2 separate regions of the Homo sapiens genome follow, and region 1 is linked to region 2. Evidence: read pairs that join two places in POLR2A ChIA-PET (ENCODE). Cell type or tissue: Panc1. All regions are shown on one strand. Links, peaks and the distances in the headings refer to the core of each region. The heading gives the core; the rest is flanking DNA.

Region 1 (5,383 bases), core at 52-5,051, 60 kb after region 2:
CTGTGTCCAGCTAATTGGTGGGGACTTGGAGAACTTTTCTGTCTAGCTAAAGGATTGTAAAAGCATCAATCAGCGCTCTGTGTCTAGCTAAAGGTTTGTAAACACACCAATCAGCACTCTGTAAAAATGCACCAATCAGTGCTCTGTGTCCAGCTAATTGGTGGGGACTTGGAGAACTTTTCTGTCTAGCTAAAGGACTGTAAATGCACCAATCAGCACTCTGTGTCTAGCTAAAGGTTTGTAAACACACCAATCAGCACTCTGTAAAAACGGACCAATCAGCACTCTGTAAAATGGACCAATCAGCACTCTGTAAAATGGACCAATCAGCAGGATGCAGGCGGGGCCAATAAGGGAATAAAGGCTGGCCATCGCGGCCAGCTTCCCCGTTCGGGTCCCCTCCCACATTGTGGGAGATTTGTTCTTTCCCCTTTTGCAATAAATCTTGCTGCTGCTCACTTTTTAGGTCCACACTACCTTTATGAGCTGTAACACTCATGGTGAAGGTTTGCAGCTTCACTCCTGAAGCCAGCCAGACCAGGAACCCACCATGAGAAACAAACAACTCTGGAGCCGCCATAAGACTCACTGTGGCTTTAAGAGCTATAAGACTCACTGTGAAGGTCTGCGGCTTCACCCCTGAAGTCAGCCAGACCACGAACCCACCGGGAGGAACAAACAACTCCGGACGCACCACCTTTAAGAGCTGTAACGCTCACTGCAAAGGTCTGCGGCTTCACTCATGAAGTCGTGCATAGACCACGAACCCAGTAGAAGGAAGAAACTCCTGACACATCTGAACATCTGAAGGAACAAACTCTGGACACACCGTCTTTAAGAAGTGTAACACTGCGAGGGTCCGCGGCTTCATTCTTGAAGTCAGCGGCACCAGGAACCCATTGGAGGGAACCAATTCCGGACACACAGCCTCGTGGAATGGTTCTGCACAGTGTGTGTGTGTTTCCCGTCAACCCTGTGCACACTATTAAAAGAACACAAGCGCTAAGCCTCCCTCTCAGACCTACTGGTAAGAATCCAGGGCTGATGCACCTATTAAAAGCTTCTCAGGAGGCCGGGGGAAGTCGGGATTGAGAACCACGGGTCTAGATCTCCAAGATGCCTGGCAGTTTATCCCACTGTTGAGGGCACTGGCAATCAGGAAGGGCTTCATGGAAGAGATGTTCGTATTTGGGTTTTAAAGCAGGGCCACAGATAGATATTAGCAGTGCAGAAGGACACAGGATCTGATGGGCAGCCTCTTGACCAAATGGCTCTCCCTTTCTATAAAGTCAAAGAAAATCACTGTGAAGGATAAAGCATTAGCTGGAGCAGATCTTTCCCTGGTAAAACAAAGTGAATGGGATCTGGTGGGAGGTGGTAATGGCCAAGAGGTAGTGTCATCAGTTAAAAGCATAATGGAGTTGTGCACCTTAGAGGGAGGATGGGCCGCAGCCAGGAGCTGGGAGGGCATCTTTTAAATTTGCTGTCAGCTCAGAAACTTAATCACACGTCTCATCCTAGCACTTGCTCACAACCTTTGTTTTAGAAATCGTTGATGGAGTGGAGTCCTGGATGCCTGTTACCCTGGGAGAGGCTATCCTCTGTCACCAGATCCCTTTTATGGACAGCCATTTTCTTTTTTAATATTTACCTTGCCTACCATGGTGAAACAAAGGTGTGACCTTTTAATTGTATAGTTCAATCGTGAGTAGAGATGCTTTTATTTATTTATTTTTTTTGAGACGGGAGTTTTGCTCTTGTTGCCCAGGCTGGAGTGCAATGGCTCGATCTCGGCTCACCACAGCCTTGACCTCCTGGGTTCAAGTGACTCTCCTGTCTCAGCCTCCTGAGTAGCTGGGATTACAGGCATGTGCCGCCAGGCCCGGCTAACTTTGTATTTTTAGTAGAGTTGGGGTTTCTCCATGTTTGTCAGACTGGTCTTGAACTCCCGACCTCGGGTGATCTGCCCACCTGGGCCTCCTAAAGTGCTGGGATTACAGGTGTGAGCCACCTCGCCTGGCCGAGATGCTTCTTAATATTAAAAAATCTAAACAAAATAATTTCTGCTTCAAATTATAATAATCAGGTACCAGGACAAAACCAGTTTGTGTGTGTGTGTGTGTGTGTGTGTGTGTGTGTTTGAGACAGGGTCTCACTTTGTTGCCCAGGGTGAAGTTCAGTGGTGCAATCATAGCTCACTGTAGCCTTGACCTCCAACGCTCAAGAGATACTCCTGCCACAGCTTCCTAAGTAGTTGGGACTACAGGTGTACATCAACACGCATGGCTAACGTTTACATTTTTAAAAATTTCAATAGTTTTTGGGGAACAGGTCATTTTTTGTTACACGGATAAGTTCTTTAGTGGTGATTTTTGAGATTTTTGTGTACTCATCACCTGAGCAGTGTACACTGTACCCAGTGTATAGTCTTTTATCCCTCACCCTCCTCTCACTTACCCCTGAGTCCCCATAGTCCATTATATATATTTTTTTTTTTATTTTTTTTTTTTTTGAGACAGAGTCTTGCCCTGTCACCCTGGCTGGAGTGCAGTGGTGCAATCTCAGCTCACTGCAACCTCTGCCTCCCAGGTTCAAGTGATTCTCCTGCCTCAGCCTCCCGAGTAGCTGGGACTACAGGCACGTGCCACAACGACTACTTTTTGTATTTTTAGTAGAGACAGGGTTTCACCATGTTAGCCAGGATGGTTTCAATCTTCTGGCTTCATGATCCACCTGCCTTGGCCTCCCAAAGTGCTGGGATTACAGGTGTGAGCCACTGCGCCTGGCACATTATATCATTCTTATGCCTTTGCGTCCTCATAGCTTAGCAAACCCTTATAAGTGAGAACATATGATATTTGGTTTCCCATTCCTGAGTTACTTCACTTGGAATAATGTTCTCCAACTCCCGTACAAATTGCTGCAAATGCCATTACTTCATTCCTTTTTATGGCTGAGTAGTAGTCCATGGTGTAAATATATCACATTTTCTTTATCCACTTGTCAGTCGAGGGGCATTTAGGCTGGTTCCATATTTTTGCAATTGTGAATTCTGCTCCTATAAACAAGCAGATGCAAGTGGCTTTTTCATATGATGACTTCTTTTCTTCTGGGTAGATACTCAATAGTGGGACTGCTGGATCAAATGGTAGTTTTACTTTTAGTTCTTTAAGGAATCTCCATAAAGTTTTCCACAGTGGATGTACTAGTTTATATTCCCACCATCAGTGTAAAAGTGCCCTTTTCATCACATCCATGCAAACATCTACTATTTTTTGACTTTTTAAATTATGGCCAGTCTTGCAGAAGTAAGGTGGTATTTCATTGTGGTTTTAATTTGCATTTCCCTGATAATTAGTGATGTTGAGCATTTTTTTTCATGTGTTAGTCATTTCGTTATCTTCTTTTGAGAACTGTCTATTCATGTTCTTTGCCCACTTTTTGATGGGATTATTTCTCTTTTTCTTGCTGATTTGAGTTCCTTGTAGATTCTGTAGGACGCATAGTTTGTGAATATTTTCTCCCATTCGGTGAGGTGTCTGTTTACACTGCTGATTATTTATTTTGCTGTGCCGAAGTGTTTTAATTTAATTAGGTAATATCTGTTTATTTTTGTTTTTGTTAGATTTGCTTTTGGGTTTTTGGTCTTGAAATCTTTGCCTAAGCCAGTGTTTAGAAGAGTTTTTCCAATGTTATCTTCTAAAGTTTTTGTGGTTTCAGGTCTTACATTTAAGTCTTTGATCCATCTTGAGTTGATGTCTGTATAAGGTGAGAGATGAGGATCCAGGTTCATTCTTCTGTATGTGACTAGCCGGTTATCTCAGCACCATTTGTTGAATAGGGTGCCCCTTCCCAATTTGCGTTTTTGCTTTCTTTGTTGAAGATCAGTTGGTTGTATTTGGCTTTATTTCTGGGTTCTCTGTTCTGTTCCATTGATCTATGTGCCTACTTTTATATTGGTATCATGCTGTTATGGTACTGGTATAAATCTTGTAGGATAGTTTGAAGTCAGTTAATGCGATGCCTCCAGATTTTTTTTGCTTAGTCTTGCTTTGGCTATGTGGGGTCCTTTTTGGTTCCATATGAATTTTAGAATTTTTTTTCTAGTTCTGTGAAGAATGATGATGGTACTTTGATGGGAGTTGCACTGAATATGTAGATTGCTTTTGATAGTATGGGCGTTTTCACCATATTGATTCTACCCATCCATGAGTTTTGTCATGTTTCCATTTGTATATATACGTATATATATGTGTGTGTGTGTGTGTGCGTGTGTGTGTGCATGTGTGTGTGTGTGTGTATGTGTGTGTGTGTGTATATATATATATATATATATATATATATATATATATATATATGATGGAATACTACACAGCCCAGGCTGTTGCCCAGGCTGGAGTGCAATGGTGAGATCTCGGCTCACTGCAACCTCTGCCTCCCAGGTTTAAGCGATTCTCCTGCCTCAGCCTCCCAAGTAGCTGGGATTACAGGCACCTGCCACCACACCTGGCTAATTTTGTATATATACATATATACAAATGTCAGTTTCCATTTGTTTGTGTCATCAGTGATTTCTTTCAGCAGTGTTTTGTAGTTTTCCTTGTAGAGGTCTTTTACCTCCTTGGATATATGTGTGTGTATATATATATATATGTCATAGATAGTTTTTATTACCATGAGGTATGTCCCTTCCATGCCAATTTTTCTGAGGGTTTTAATCATAAAGCGATGCTGAATATATATAATATATATATTATACATATATATAATATATTTTATATATATATATATATGGCAGCTGTTGTAAAAGGGATTGAGTTCTTGATTTGTTTCTCACCTTGGTCGTTGTTGGTATATAGTGGTGTTACTGACTTATGAACATTGATTTTTGTATCCTGAAACTTTACTGAATTCATTTATCCAATCTAGGAGCCTTTTGGATGAGTCTTCAGAGTTTTCTAGGTATACAATCTTATCATCAGTGAACTGCAACAGTTTGACTTCCTCTTTACTGATTTGGATGCCCTTTATTTCTTTCTCATGTCTGATTGCTCTGGCTAGGACTTCCAGTACTATGTTGAATAGAAGTGGTGAAAGTGAGCATCCTTGGCTTGTTCCAGTTCTCAGGGGGAATGCTTTCAACTTTTCCCTGTTGAGTATGTTAGCTGTCGGTTTGTCATAGATAGCTTTTATTACCTTGAGGTATGTCCCTTCCATGCCAATTTTTCTGAGGGTTTTAATCATAAAGCAATGCTGAATTTTGTCAAATGCTTTTTCTGCATTGATTGGGATAATAATATGATTTTTGTTTTTAATTCTGTTTACTGGGCATAATATCACATTTATTGACTTGTATATCCCTGCATCCCTGGTATGAAACCCA
Region 2 (5,383 bases), core at 137-5,136:
GCTGGGATTACAGATGTGCACTACCATGCCCAGCTAATTTTTATATTTTTAGTAGAGACGGGGTTTCACCATGTTGGCCAGGCTGGTCTTGAACTCCTGACCTCATGATCCACCTGCCTGGGCCTCCCAAAGTGCTGGGATTACACGCATGAGCCACCACGCCCACCCTTTTCCAGATAGTTTATAATTTTAGGTTTTACACTTGTCTTTTATCCATCATGGGTTGCTTTTTGTTTGTGGTGAAAGCAAGGGGTCCAGTTTCAATCTTTTGCATATGGCTAGTCAGTTATCCCAACACCATTTGTTGAGTAGGGAGTCCTTTCTCCATTGCTTGTTTTTGTTGGCTTTGTTGAAGATCAGATGGTTGTAGCTGTGCAGCTTTACTTCTGGGTTCTCTGACCTGTTCCATTGGCCTGTGTGTCTGTTTTCATACCAGGGCCATGCTGCTTTGTTCACTGTAGCCTTGTAGATGGTTTAAGTAGGATAGTGTGACGCCATCAGCTTCATTCTTTTTGTGTAGGATTGCTTTGGCTATCTTCCACATAGCTAGTCCATCACAAGTTGTGCTAATTTTTTCTGCTGTTTCTCAAACCTGTCTCTCCTCTCAATTCTTACTGTCACCCTGGTTTTCAGACCATCAACATCTCTCACCTAAGCTGTGCAGTAGCCTCCTAACTGATCCCTGACATCTTAGTGTTGCCCCTCTGCCCTCACCACTGAAACACAGACTACCTAAAACATAATTATCATGAGACTTCCCTTCTTAAAATCCTTTTTTGACTCTCTATTTCCTATTAAATAATGTCTGTACTTCTTCATGTAATGGACAGGCATCTCCTGTTCCTCTCAGCTCTACATTTGTTACTGTAGTAATAGGTAAATGTTTATAATTTCCCCTGAAGTCCCTCTGCTATTCAGTGCTTCCATGTATTTGTTCATTATGATCTTTTTCTCTGAAACTCCCTCACCACTTTTCCTCCTGGCTAATTATTTACTGTCCTTCAAGCTTAAGCTCAAGCATCATCTTTTTCAGAAAACCTACTTTGAAGTTCCAGAGTGGACCAATGGCCCCTTTTAATGCTCCCCATAGTCATCGTGTTGATCTCTATCTTTTCACTTTAAACATGCTTTTAAACCTACTTCCTGAGTATAAAGTTTGTTATAATTTTAATATTTGTATTTTTCTATGTCTTGTTGTTCTCTTTATGGTTTCTGTTGACTCCTGCTTATGGTAGTTTGACCCTTCAACTCTTTGTTAAATTTTATAAATCGCTCATATTTGTCTAAACTTTAACTTTGGGTTTCCTGAGAGACCAAAACTGAGATGATTTGCTTGGTTTCTGCTTGGCTCTGGAAGCAGGACCAATCAGGAACCATTCTAGTTAGATTTATTGGTTTGAATTTTCTTGGACTATGAGTATGGTGTAAATTCAAATTCCAGCATAAAAGTGAAGCTGGTTAGAAATATTAGGGAAGACTATTAAAATTATTAATGTTTTACAATCCACCGCCTGCAGAGACTGATTTGCTTATGGGTTCACTTGTCATATCCTTCCAGCTTTGTCTTTTCCACTAAATATATAGCCCATTTTGGTGCCTGGATTTATGTGGAGGTCTCAGATTCAGTTTCCTGCTTTGTCAGGTTCAAATCCTGTTAGTCAGTTAACCAGAAAAATTCTAGCTTCCCAGGAATGTGTCAGAGCATTTCAGTGTCCCCTATTGACATCTCATTCCCAGCTTTTTAAAAAAGAAAGTATTTTTATTTTCCTATGGATTGCCCCAATTCCTATGTGCTACCTCAGGCAGCCGCAATATTAACTAACAAAGCTCTAGGTTTTTGGTTTTGGCACACTTCCAGGGCATCTCTGGCTTCTGTGTTGACTGATGACTTTAGTTTCACCTCTAGATTGTTTGCATGCATGCGTGCATGTGTGTGTGTAATCATTTTGTACTTCCTCTACATTTTTGTGAGTTCAGAAATGTATTTAGAAGTATATTTGGGGTCAGGCACAGTGGCTCACACCTGTAATCCCAGCACTTTGGGAGGCTGATGCGGGAGGATCACCTGAGTTCAGGAGTTTGAGACTTTTCTGGCCAACATGGCAAAACCCCATCTCTACTAAAAATACAAAAGTTAGCTGGGCATGGTGGCATGGACCTATAATCCCAGCTACTAGGGAGACTGAAGCAGGAGAGTCGCTTGGACTTGGGAGGCGGAGGTTGCAGTGAGCCGAGACCACGCCATTGCACTCCAGCCTGGGCAACAGAGCGAGACTCTATCTCAAAAAAAATAAATAAATAAATAAATAAAAAGTGTATTTGGAAGTGATGTCAGTAAAAATGGCAAGCTAGGAACCTTCTAAAATTCCTATCTTCATAAAAGCAACTCAGAAAAATAGAAGCAAGTTTTTCAGAACTCTGGAAAATATCTAAAGGTTTGCTCTAATCTTGGAGCATTTATTCAAGAACATAGGCTGAATTTTGGTTAGAATAGTGAGCTTTGTAATGTTCTTATTTGCTCTATGCTCATCACGTCCTCCCAGCTACATGGTAGCCTTGAAAACCAACATCCTACAATCTTGGTGGAAAACAAGCTCCTGGGAGCCATAGAAAGAAACAAAAGGGGGTTGGGACTCATTCCTTTTTTTTCCTTTCTCTCCCACTGTCAGACAGCATGGCCTGTACCGTGCATTCCTTCCTTTGGAGAAATGACGGTAGGTTTCCACATCTGTGTAGTATCTCCTGCTCTGGAGATCACCCTGAGCCCTTGCATCTCCTACCAGGTAAGCCAAGCCCAGTCCAGGCCTGGCTGTGAGCCTGGGCCTGGAACTCAATTTTCCTGAGTCATTATTTACACAACAGAAATAATGAAAGTGTCTACCATGAAGGGATGCTGTGAGGACTAAATGAGCTGTATACATAAAAGGCCTGGCCCAGAATGAGCACTCAGAGATGGTGGATGTAGTTTTTTGTGGGAATAAAATGTTAAGACAGGTTCCCCAAGCTTCATCTGCGTAAAGTTTTAACATGATCTCTGGATGCTTGTCAGATAATTGTCTAGATTAATCACTTGAAAAGCATTACACACACACACACACACACACACACACACACTGTTTTGTGATCTGCTTTTTTCGACAAAACAAAATACTGGAACAAAATTTCATGTTTCAATTCTTCATCTAGATCATAATTGTAAATAGCTAATTGTGTGGTGATATGCAGAGTGATATTTAATCAGTCCCCTATTCTGAAACATTGAGGTGGTTTTCCACTTGTCATTGTTTGAAAAAATTCATGCCAAATGTATTTACAATATTATTCCCCTTACAATATTATTCCCTTGCCAGATTTTCTAGAATACATTTCTAGAAATGGAATTACTGATTTGAAGAATATGCATGTTTTTAAGGTTTTGATTTCTGTTACCACTAGAACCTTGCTAAAATAATTTTACTGAGAAAGTGAGGTGGTACATTTTTGTATGAGGGCCATGTTTTTTATTTTTTAAAAATTGCAGCAAAATACACCGAAGAATGCAGTTTAGTGGTATTAGACATTTATGTTGCTCTGTTACCATTACCACCGCCCATCCTCACACTCTTTTCGTCTTGCAAAGCTGAGACTTTGTATCTATTAAAAATAAGTCCCAAATGAGTTCAAAACTTATGTCCACACAAAGACTTAAACATAAATGCTTATAGCAGCTTTATTCATTAAGTGCTAAAACTTAGAAGCAACTAAGATGTCCTTCAGTAGATGAATGAGTAAATAAACTGTGGTACATACAGACAATGGGATATTCAGCACTAAAAAGAAATGAGGCTGAGGCAGGAGGATGGCTTGAGGCCAGGAGTTAGAGACTAGTCTGGCAACATAGCCAGACCTCATCTCTACAAAAAAAAAAATAATTAAATAAAAAAAAAGAGTTGGGTGTAGTGGTGCACACTGTAGTCCCAGCTACTTAGGCAGCTGAGGTGGGAGAATTGCTTGAGGCCAGGAGTTTGAGGTTGCAGTGAGCTATGATGGTGGCACTGCACTCCAGCCTGGGTGACAGAGTGAGACCCTCTCTCCATGAAGAGACATGGAGAAACTTTTTTTTTTTTTTTTGCTATTTTTTTGTGGAGACAGAGTTTTGCCATGTTGTCCAGGCTGGCCTCAACCTCCTGGGCTCAAGCCATATGCCCACCTCAGCCTCCCAAAGTGCTGGGATTACAGCATTGAGTCACTGTGCCTGGCTGCGAAACAGGAACTTGGGATGCATATTACTAAGTGAAAAAAAACCAATCTGAAAAGGTGACATACTGCATGATTCCAATTACACATTATCGAAGAGGCAAAGCTATGTAAACAGTCAAAAGATCAGTGATTGCCAGGAGTTAGGGAGCGTGAGGAATGAACAGGTGGAGCACTGAGGATTTTGGGCGTCAATAAACAATTCTGTATGATACTATTATGGTGGATACATGTCATTATATATTTGTCCAGACTTACAGAATATGCAACATCAACCGTGAACACTAATATCAACTATGGACTCTGGGTCATAATGATGTGTCAGTGTAGGTGCATTGATGGGAACCAATGTAACACTTTAATATAGGATGTTGACAGTCGGGGAGGCTGCGCATTTGGGGAAAGGGTGAAGGGTACATAGGACCTCTCAGTACTTTGGGCTCATTTTTGCTTTGAACATATAACTGCTTTAGTAAATAAAGTCTGTTAAAAAGTATTTTTAAAAAAGATAATGAATAGATACAAACACCAAGATGACAAAGAAATTCAAATGATTTGATAGATGTCTTAAAGCAGTCATGATAAAAATGCCTCCAATGGCCGGGTGCGGTGGCTCAGGCCTGTAAACCCAGCACTTTGGGAGGCCGAGTGGGGTGGATTATCTGAGGTCAGGAGTTCGAAACTGGCCTGGCCAACATGGCGAAACCCTGTCTCTACTAAAAGTACAAAAATTAGCCAGGCGTAATGGCATGCGCCTGTAGTCCCAGCTACTTGGGAGGCTGAGGCAGGAGAATCACTTGAACCCGGGAGGTGGAGGTTGCAGTGAGCTGAGATCACGCCACTGCACTCCAGCCTGGGCGACAGAGTGAGACTCCATCTCAAAAAAAACAAACAAAAAAAGCCTACAACAAGCAATACAAACATGCTTGCAAAGAAAGAGAAGATACAAAGAAGAGATTGAGAACCGAAAAATAATAATATAAATAACAATATAAACCTCAGCATATGGGCTCAACAGCAGAATGGAAGGGATAGAGAAAATAAATTAGTGAACTTCAAGATAGAACAATACAAATTACCCCAGCTGAAGAACAGAGAGAAAGTGGACTGGAAAAAAAAAGTGAACAGAGTGTCAGGAACCTGTAGG

The links. Peaks named below come from ENCODE experiments on the same cell type or tissue, not always from the same donor. Only the 100,000 strongest peaks of a DNase experiment are listed, where the experiment ranks them.
Region 1: POLR2A ChIA-PET joins it to region 2 with 6 read pairs; 9 of 35 experiments call an interaction of 5 or more read pairs at or near these places.

The regions. Positions count from the first base shown.
Region 1 is chr9:33,744,411-33,749,793 of GRCh38, reverse strand. All of the region lies in intron 3 of UBE2R2-AS1 (UBE2R2 antisense RNA 1), which reads left to right. Among named protein-coding and RNA genes, the nearest start is that of PRSS3, 48 kb to the left of the region's middle. In Panc1, for the core only: no CTCF peak of the experiment used is centred there; no DNase peak of the experiment used is centred there.
Region 2 is chr9:33,804,767-33,810,149 of GRCh38, reverse strand. The region is part of intron 1 of UBE2R2-AS1 (UBE2R2 antisense RNA 1); the gene reads left to right. Among named protein-coding and RNA genes, the nearest start is that of UBE2R2, 9.7 kb to the left of the region's middle. In Panc1, for the core only: no CTCF peak of the experiment used is centred there; no DNase peak of the experiment used is centred there; H3K27ac peaks cover 306 bases.